Linked DNA regions of Mus musculus: region 1 is linked to region 2. The links are chromatin contacts, found by Hi-C in ENCODE. All regions are on one chromosome and are shown on one strand. The core of a region is the stretch at or near the end of the contact, and the rest is flanking DNA. Distances in the headings are between cores, read along the strand shown. Region 1 overlaps Gm32633 (predicted gene, 32633). Region 2 overlaps Otud7a (OTU domain containing 7A).

Region 1 (3,967 bases), core at 933-3,432, 260 kb before region 2:
ATGGAGATGTAGTGAAGGCATATTTAACCCCAGCACCCCGTGGGCTGATAGAAGGGGCATATTTACCCCCAGCATCCCATCGGGTGATAGGAGGGAATACCTGGATGCTTTCAGGCCAGCTAGTCTGGTTATTCAGCAGTTAAGGACAAAGAAACACATCTGAAAATCAAGCTGGAAATGTCCTCCTACGTGTCACAGTGACCGAAGTGCAATGGAGCTACTGGGAAGAAAATCCATCTGCGGTATTACCCAGGAGCGAACACCGCGTGCTACAATACCATCCGACCAGGCAGGACAGAGGACGGTGAGAGGAAGGTTATGGGGTAACCAACAACTCTCTGGTTAGATTTGAAGCCAGCTCCATAGGATGAAATTCATGGCTGGTACTATAAGTCTAGCGAAAAGCTCTGAGGTCAGAGGCGCAAGAGGAGAATCGACTATACTGTTGCCTTTTGAAATGGAACTGTTACAAAATTGCTTCCTATATATACTATGTTTATACTCATGAATCCATTCTGCCTTCCCACAACCTTAGCCAAAGGAACTTCTCTTTGCTATGGTCATGAGTTAACGTAAAAACTCCTAACTGGTCAAAGTGTTGATAATAAGTGATTACTTAATGTTGAGTGAGACAGGTCTGCATGAACGACTCCCTGCCTGCGACTCCCTGCCTACCGAGGCTCAGGGAACTTTGTGAAAGAAGGGGTTGAAGGAATCTAAGAGCTAGCAGATAAGGAGGTATGCTGTGAAGTGCTGTCATCTCTACACAGCATGGCACTGCACCTATGAGCTCTCTGCCATGATAGCTATCTGCACAAGATCAGTCAACTCTGTGTGTGTGTGTGTGTGTGTGTGTATCTTTGTGTATGTGCCTGTGTGTGTGTGTGTGTATCTCTATGTGTGTATGTGTCTGTGTATATATGTATCTGTGTGCCTGTGTACATGTGTGCCTGTGTGTGTCTCTCTCTGTGTGTATGTATCTCTGTGTGTATGTCTGTGTATGTCCATGTATATCTGTGCCTATGTGTATCTGTGTGTGTGTTTCTGTGTGTATCTGTGTCTGTGCATATGACTGTGCATCGTGTGTGTGTGTGTGTGAGCAAGTGTGTGTGTGTGTGTGTATAAAAAGTGAGTGAGAAAGAGAGCACATTCTGTAGGAAGGGAATGCTGGGAGGTACCTTGTAGAAGTGGGAGAGAAGGGAAGAAGACCTGGGAGTGGGTCTGATCAAGACACATTGTTTATATGTACAGATTTTCAAAGGATGAAAGTTTTTTGGTTTTTGGTTTTTTGCTTTTTTTTTTTTTTTTTTTTTGGTTTTTCGAGACAGGGTTTCTCTGTATAGCCCTGGCTGTCCTGGAACTCACTCTGTAGACCAGGCTGGCCTCGAACTCAGAAATCTACCTGCCTCTGCCTCTCAAGTGCTGGGATTAAAGTCATGCGCCACCACTGCCCAGCGAAAGATATTCTTTATAGAGACAGGGAGAGAAGAATTTTTCTCAAATAAGCTACAAAGTGAAAACCCACATTTGTGATTTTCCTCTGACCTTCCCAGGCATGTCCTGCCATGTGCCGTATGTGCCCACGTGCACACAGGCACAGACACAAACACGCACGCACACATTCACACTGAGAACAATAAAAGGGAGGGGGTAGATCCCTCAGCCCTTCCACCATCCGAAGACTCTGAGACAAGCACCAACTACAAAACAGGAAGCCTACAGTAGAATCATCGCTCACCAGTGCCCCAGGCCCCAGCAGTGTGCAGGTTAAATCCCTGCTGTTTATAAGTTAAGTTAAGCTGGGTGGGGTCTGAGATAGTCTGTCGCAGTAGCACCAATTACCCAAGACATGGGTATGTGCTCTTCCTACCCTAGCAGCAGAAGCACACACACACACACACACACACACACACACACACACACACACACAGCCTTCTTCCTTTGCTTCTCCAGCCCTCTCCTCTCAGCAACTCTTTCATCATCCGGCCTCCGCACTCTCTCTGTAGCCAGTTCCCATGTGAGGCAATCGGGCACTGACTGTTTTTCCTGAGCAGACACATACTGACTGACTCAGGGAACAGACCACAGAGCTGGATCTCTGCGGCTGGGCTCGCTCTTCTCCTCTTTGACCATGCACGTGGAGATGAACTCATTGACCATGGGAAACGAGGCACTGGGTAGTCCTTTGATTATTACCTACAGTTGCTCGGGCAGAAGTACCAGAAAAGGCGAGGCTTCGGGACAGGAAGTTGCCACTGTATTCAAATGTTATGGTAAAGCTGGTGTCTGTGAAGATTGTGTGGGCGACTTCTGACTTCCCTCTAAGAAACTGTGAAGGAAAGATAAAGAGGGCAATGACCAAAGCAACAGCAACAGTGAGGAAGGGGAGGAAAGGAGAGAAAAGGAGAAAAGAAAGAAAAGCAAACAGAGGTGACCATAGTAAAATTAGAAACTCATGTTTAAAGATTTATTAATAGATTAAAAGCTGAGGCTGGGGAGAAGGCTTGGTGATAAAGTGCCTGCTCTCTGTGTGAGGATCTTAGTTTAGTTCCTCAGTTCCCACAGAAAAAGCCAGGGCTGGTGGTTGTGTATGTAGCACGGCCTCAGATGTCAGAGTCAGAACCAGATGGAGCCCCTGGGCTTACTGGGAAGTCTGTCCATCTGAAAAAGTGAACTACAGGTAAGTGAGAGAAGCCATCTCAAAAATCAAAGTAAGGAGCTACAGGGAAAGACACCTAACATTGACCTCTGGCCTCCATATGGCGTGCATGGGCCACTATACCATATAGACCAAGAAAGAAGGAAAGGAAGGAGGAAGGGAGGGAAGGAATGAGGGAGGAAAGGAGAAAGGGAGGGAGGGAGGGAGAAAGGAAGAAAAGAAGGACAGAAGAATGGAAGGAAGGAGAGAAGGAAGAAGGCATGCATACATGTACAACTTGGGGGCGTGTAGAATATTTACAAAACACATCCAAATAAAGGGCTGATGTCTACAATATGTAAAGAGGTCTTTAGAATCAATAAGAAGATTGTAGAAAAGCTGAGGACACAGTTGAGTGGTAAAGCACTCACTTGGCATAAATGAAGTCTTGGGTTTGGGCCCAGAACCATAAAAGGGAGTGGAGAAGCAAATACTTCAACGGGGAAAGAAAACATTAAAGGCTTAAGTGGAAACTTCATGAAAGAACATCTCTGAATGGCTAACAAATCTGATAGGGAACTCAACCCCATTTCTTCAAGGAAGAATTTAAACTACAGTGTATCATCGTGAGACCATCTCATCCACAACACTTCATGAAAAGAGAGTCAGGCAAAAGCACATGCTGGCAAGGATCCTGAGAGACTGGGGCATGGCTCGCAAGAGTGTAAACTGGTATGGATCTTTAGGAAACAATCAATCTTCAATTATCCAAAAGTTTAGGGACTTGACCAGCAATTTTGCTCCTAGGTGTACATCCAAAATGGATGAAAAAAAAAAAATCCCTACACAGCCAGTACTCACAGCAATACTGTTTATAAGAGGTCCAAAGTAGAAATAACTCAGAGGCCCTCTCAAATGATGATGGGACGAGCAAAGTGTGCATCTATTCAGGGATACATGTCCATATTTGAATGGAGAATGAAGGAGACTTGTCATTGAAAGAAGCCAGTCACAGAAGACCATATATTATCTGATTCCATACATATAAAAGTCTTTGAAGAGAAAAATTCATATGAGATACAGAGTAGGTCTATAGTTGTCCAGTACTGGGGTTAAAAAGGATGTGGGTGGAGGGCTGGTGAGATGGCTCAATGGTTAAGAGCGACTGTTCTTCCAAAGGTCAAATCCCAGCAACCACATGGTGGCTCACAACCATCCATAACGAAATCTGATGCCCTCTTCTGGAGTATCTGAGGACAGCTACAGAGTACTTACATATAATAAATAAATAAATCTTAAAAAAAAAAAAAAAGAAGGATATGGGTGTAC
Region 2 (4,065 bases), core at 536-3,035:
GGGCAGCAAGGAAGACAGCATCTCTCCCACACAGATGGATCACCTACTTATTCCAAGCAGGGGCTATGCACCTTGCCCTAAACCCCGTTCTTCATCTTGGACCACCACTCCCTTTATCCAGCTATGACATGCTACTTCAGGAGTTCCCTTCTCTAACTACAAATGGAATGCTAAGCTGAAAAGGATGCTGGAAATGGCTTCCAGTGAGGATGTGGGGTCTTGTGGGATGGCACTAGTGAAGGAATGCCATGGACAATAACCTGGACGACACTACCTGGGGGCAGCCAGTGAGGGCGAGACCATGCAGAGCATGGCTAGGCCAATCTCTGGGATAGGTGGCAAGCCTGAGAAGGCTATGAGAGGAGGTCATGCTGGGTAGGCAGCTGCCATAAGTTCTCCAAAGAGGGACCTTCCTGTGAGGAGAGTCATTGGAAAGACAGCATCTCTCCAGCCTGCATCTGGGTGTGTCAGGAACTAGTACATGCCTGGGCAGGCCTTTTCTGGTCTTTAGAAGAGAAGGGAGAAGCCATTGCTCCTCACTTTATTCTTTTCCTCTGCTCAAGCAGGTTCCAGAAGGATGAGCTGCTGTGGCTAGGTCAGTAGAAGCAAGGCTGGCAGACCTGTGCTGACCACCACCCAGGCAGAAATCCCTCCTTTCACTTGAGTTTGGAGAGAGTTGAGTTTTAGGTTGGCTTGCCGGGGATGGTAAAGAGTGTCAGCTTCAAGGTTGAAACAGGGAAAGGGGCCCCAGTAAGAGAGGGGCCTTGGCTGTGTGCCCTTTAGCAGTGGGGTTGTCTGCTGAGCTTTGTACTTGATATGGAGGTCACCAAGGTCTGGCCATGCATCCTGCTCTTTGTAGGGAAAAGATGTGCTCAGCTGGAAGGTACTGATTATGGATCTAGGGCTGCTGCCATTGCATACCACGTAGGTGCTACAGAGCATCATCCTGGGGCACAGTGGCACCTTCCAGCATGAGAGAGGCAAGATTCTGTCACTGACTGGCTGTCTCTTGTGCCCCAAGAACATGGCGAATCAGAGCCACGTGGGGGCGCCCTACTTGGATGATGTCCAGGCGAAGCGGAAGTGAGCAATCAGAACAGTGGGGCAGGAGCCATTCAGCGGGATGTCTCCTTTCAGTACTTTGAATCCGCTGGATACATAAGTAAACGGATGTCAGGGAGGACCAATTATTTGCAAGCAATTTTCACAAATCCCTTCCCTTGGGAGTTCCCTCCCAAGATTATGAAAACATCAGTCACAAACTTAAAAAGAATCTCTCAGCATCTGCAAGCAGGGGCAACCCCCATCCCACCCCCGGGATGGGTCCGCGTCTCTCCGCCTTCTGCTAGCTCCACCGGAGGCCACCTCCGCCTCAGGGAGGGGAAGGGCGCGCGCTGAGGACTAGCGCTGTTGGTTCCCTAGATTTTCTAAGGATCCACACACAGTTATAATTAATTCCGCTCTGCCGCGGCACATTTTGTTCCGATCTCTGCAGAGATAGTTTTGTGTTTTGACTTGCCTACGGTTTGCTTTGTGAGTGGGTGTGTTTATTCTTCTCCTGCTGTGTAAAATAAGAGGTGGAGGGGGGTGGGGGAGAGGGAGGGCCCCTAATACGCGCCCGCCTCCCACCGGGAGGAAGTGTTTGGACTAGGAATCAGTAGCTGGGTCCGGTTCTGGGGCATGAAGGTGTGGGACCTCCCCAAGGCGTGGAGCCGAGCGCTGCGCTGCGTGGAGACTTTGGGGAGGCACAGCATTGCCCGCACCGCACAGAGCGGCTGCTGCCCGGTCACTGGGTGGGGCTTCGTGCACTCGAGGCTCACCCGGGTCTCGGAGGGGATGCGGATCCACGTCACATTCATGTAGCTGTGTAGAAGGTTCAGCTTGGCTTCTAGGGACAGGATGAGGCTGACAAAAGAACACCCAGTGAGAAGCTCCGGAGGTGGCAGGAGCTCACTCGCCTGCGCGTGCAATCCTCTCCCTGCCCTTTAGTCCCCCAAATCCCAACAGGAGTCCTGTCACCACCACTCTCCCGCAGGGTGTTGGGGTCCGGACTGGACTGCGGGGCAGGTCTTACTTGGCTAACCGGGCATTGTCGTTGTCATCTTTCCCCCATTCCCAGTCCTTTCCCGGGTCCACAGCAAAGTGCAAGGGCAGCAGCTTGTGTTCCGAATCCGTCAGAGGGATCACAGCTGAAACAGAAGAGAGAGGCATGGTGACAGGCACCTCATCTGCCTGCCAGGAGGCTGGAGGCACCAGCAGAGTTCAGAGCTCAGAAATTCAAAAATAGCTGTCCCAGGGCAGGTAACCTAATGGAGACAGAAGGTAGACTCAGAACTTGCATACCACGAATGTTAAGACTATAGGTTTCAAACTTGTTTCTATTATGTAGGCGAAGAGCAAGCAGGTGGAGGCATCACCTGGACTGACAGGGTCTCTTTCTGTTAGAGGGCAGGCATCTCTCTGCTGTCAGGATGAGAAAAAGCTATGGGTGCTTTTGCTATTTCCGAAGAAAAACCCAGATGGGTGTGGTGAACCACGGAAGGCCACTTTTGGATGACCTGCTCCTTGCCTCCATTTCATCTCAGAGAAGGGCAGAATTTGCAAGTTGGGAGAGGTGTGAGCTGAGCTCTGCTGAGGCAAGACTGGAGGTGGGGGCTGCACCCCCCGCCCCCACCAGGGAGCTCATCTGCATAGGACCAGGCAGCAGGCTCCTACAGAAAGCATCTAGTGACAAGTCCAGGAGAGGCAGTGTTGGCCTACAGCCCCTTTAAAAGGGGAGCAGAGAGGGAGCCTTCTGTGGCGGTGGTGATTAGGTGGGGGAGTCTGGCCTGTTACTTCTCAGAGGAGCTGGTTCACCACAAAGCATCTGGACAGAGGCACACCAGCCACCGAGACCAGTATGGGTGGGGTCAGTATCTACCTACAGGTGTACTGAGATCTGATGAGTTCCCGAGGGATCCCTGCTCCTAGCAAATGGAATCCTTAATGTCACATCTGCTTTCTCCTCAGGGTGTTGTCAGGGGTAGTGAACAGGAAGAAGTGTGGAGATGGTTTCCAAATTCCACCTTCCTAATGAGTACCAGTCTCCTTTCTGTCACTTCGCTCAGGATGCCCCACCCCTCTGGAGTCTCACCACCGCAGAGAAGCCCAGCTCAGGGCCCCTGGCAGCTGCTTTGTTCCTTTGCTTGCCCGTAGCCTATGATTCATACTAGCAGTGCCATGGCAAGAACAAAAAGGCAAACAAAACACAGAAAATCCAGGAGCCAATACTGCAAAGTTGAGAAATTAGATGCGACTCAATGCTGCCCTCTAGTGTTTCTAAAGAGACTGTGAGTGCAAACTGCTTCTCCCCCCCCACCCCACCCCCTTTCTTCCCACCTAAACAGATGAAAGGCAGTTTTGTGGATCACCAGCCAGTTTAGGGGTTTTCCTTGTGTGTGGCCAGCCATGGAGCAGTGTAGGTAAGGTCTGACGGGGGAGGGGACTGGGACATCTCATTCTGCTTTGATGTGGCTTTCGTTTCCAGGGCTGAGCTCAGCCTGTCTTGTAGGTCAGCAAACACACATTGAGGCTTTGGTGTGGCTTCCTACCGGTGGCTGGGGGACAGCAGAGGTGATCCTTAGGGACACTGCATCCCAGACTCACTAGAATTGTGTCCCCTAGGGATCTGTACTTCATACAGAGGGCCAACGCAAGGGTCCTGAATCAGGATGGAGGGCTACGTTGTAAATAAGCTTCCCTGTGGATCTTCAAATCAAGGTGTTTTGGAAAAGATTGTTATAGAGGATAATAACTTGTCAGAAATAATTCCTGTGGGTATAATTTGGGTGTTCTGGGTCAGGCTGTCTACCCCTTCATGGGCCAGCTGTGACTATACTTTCCATCCTCTTAGCAAGGGGGTGTGGTGGGGAGTGGTTTGCTTAGCTGAATGCACAGGCTGTGAGCAAAGTAATATGGTCAGTTCTGGGCAATATGGCCAGGCTTAGGGGACGTTTCCCTCTCTGCCCATGTCTCCTACACAGACAATGCAAGTATATGACGTCAGGAGCAGGCTCTTGAACCTCA

The links. Hi-C counts contacts between places; a loop is a spot of excess contacts on that map.
Region 1: a loop to region 2 is called in a map of T-helper 17 cell, with 2.9 times the contacts of the local background. The contact joins two enhancer-like sites. A Hi-C loop is called at or near these places in 3 of 37 maps with a recorded cell type or tissue (T-helper 1 cell and T-helper 17 cell).

What each region holds. Positions count from the first base shown.
Region 1 is chr7:64,010,011-64,013,977 of GRCm38, reverse strand. Gm32633 (predicted gene, 32633) reads right to left here. Exons shown (of 6, transcript NR_169109.1): 4 at 2,197-2,329. Among named protein-coding and RNA genes, the nearest start is that of Gm32633, 25 kb to the right of the region's middle. Within about 2 kb of position 2,182, at least 1 of the 3 ENCODE cell types and tissues checked has a DNase peak (open chromatin) inside an H3K27ac peak, as active enhancers do.
Region 2 is chr7:63,752,756-63,756,820 of GRCm38, reverse strand. It overlaps Otud7a (OTU domain containing 7A), which reads right to left. Exons shown (of 14, transcript NM_130880.1): 12 at 2,075-2,189; 13 at 1,821-1,905. Among named protein-coding and RNA genes, the nearest start is that of Gm39023, 98 kb to the left of the region's middle. Within about 2 kb of position 1,785, at least 1 of the 3 ENCODE cell types and tissues checked has a DNase peak (open chromatin) inside an H3K27ac peak, as active enhancers do.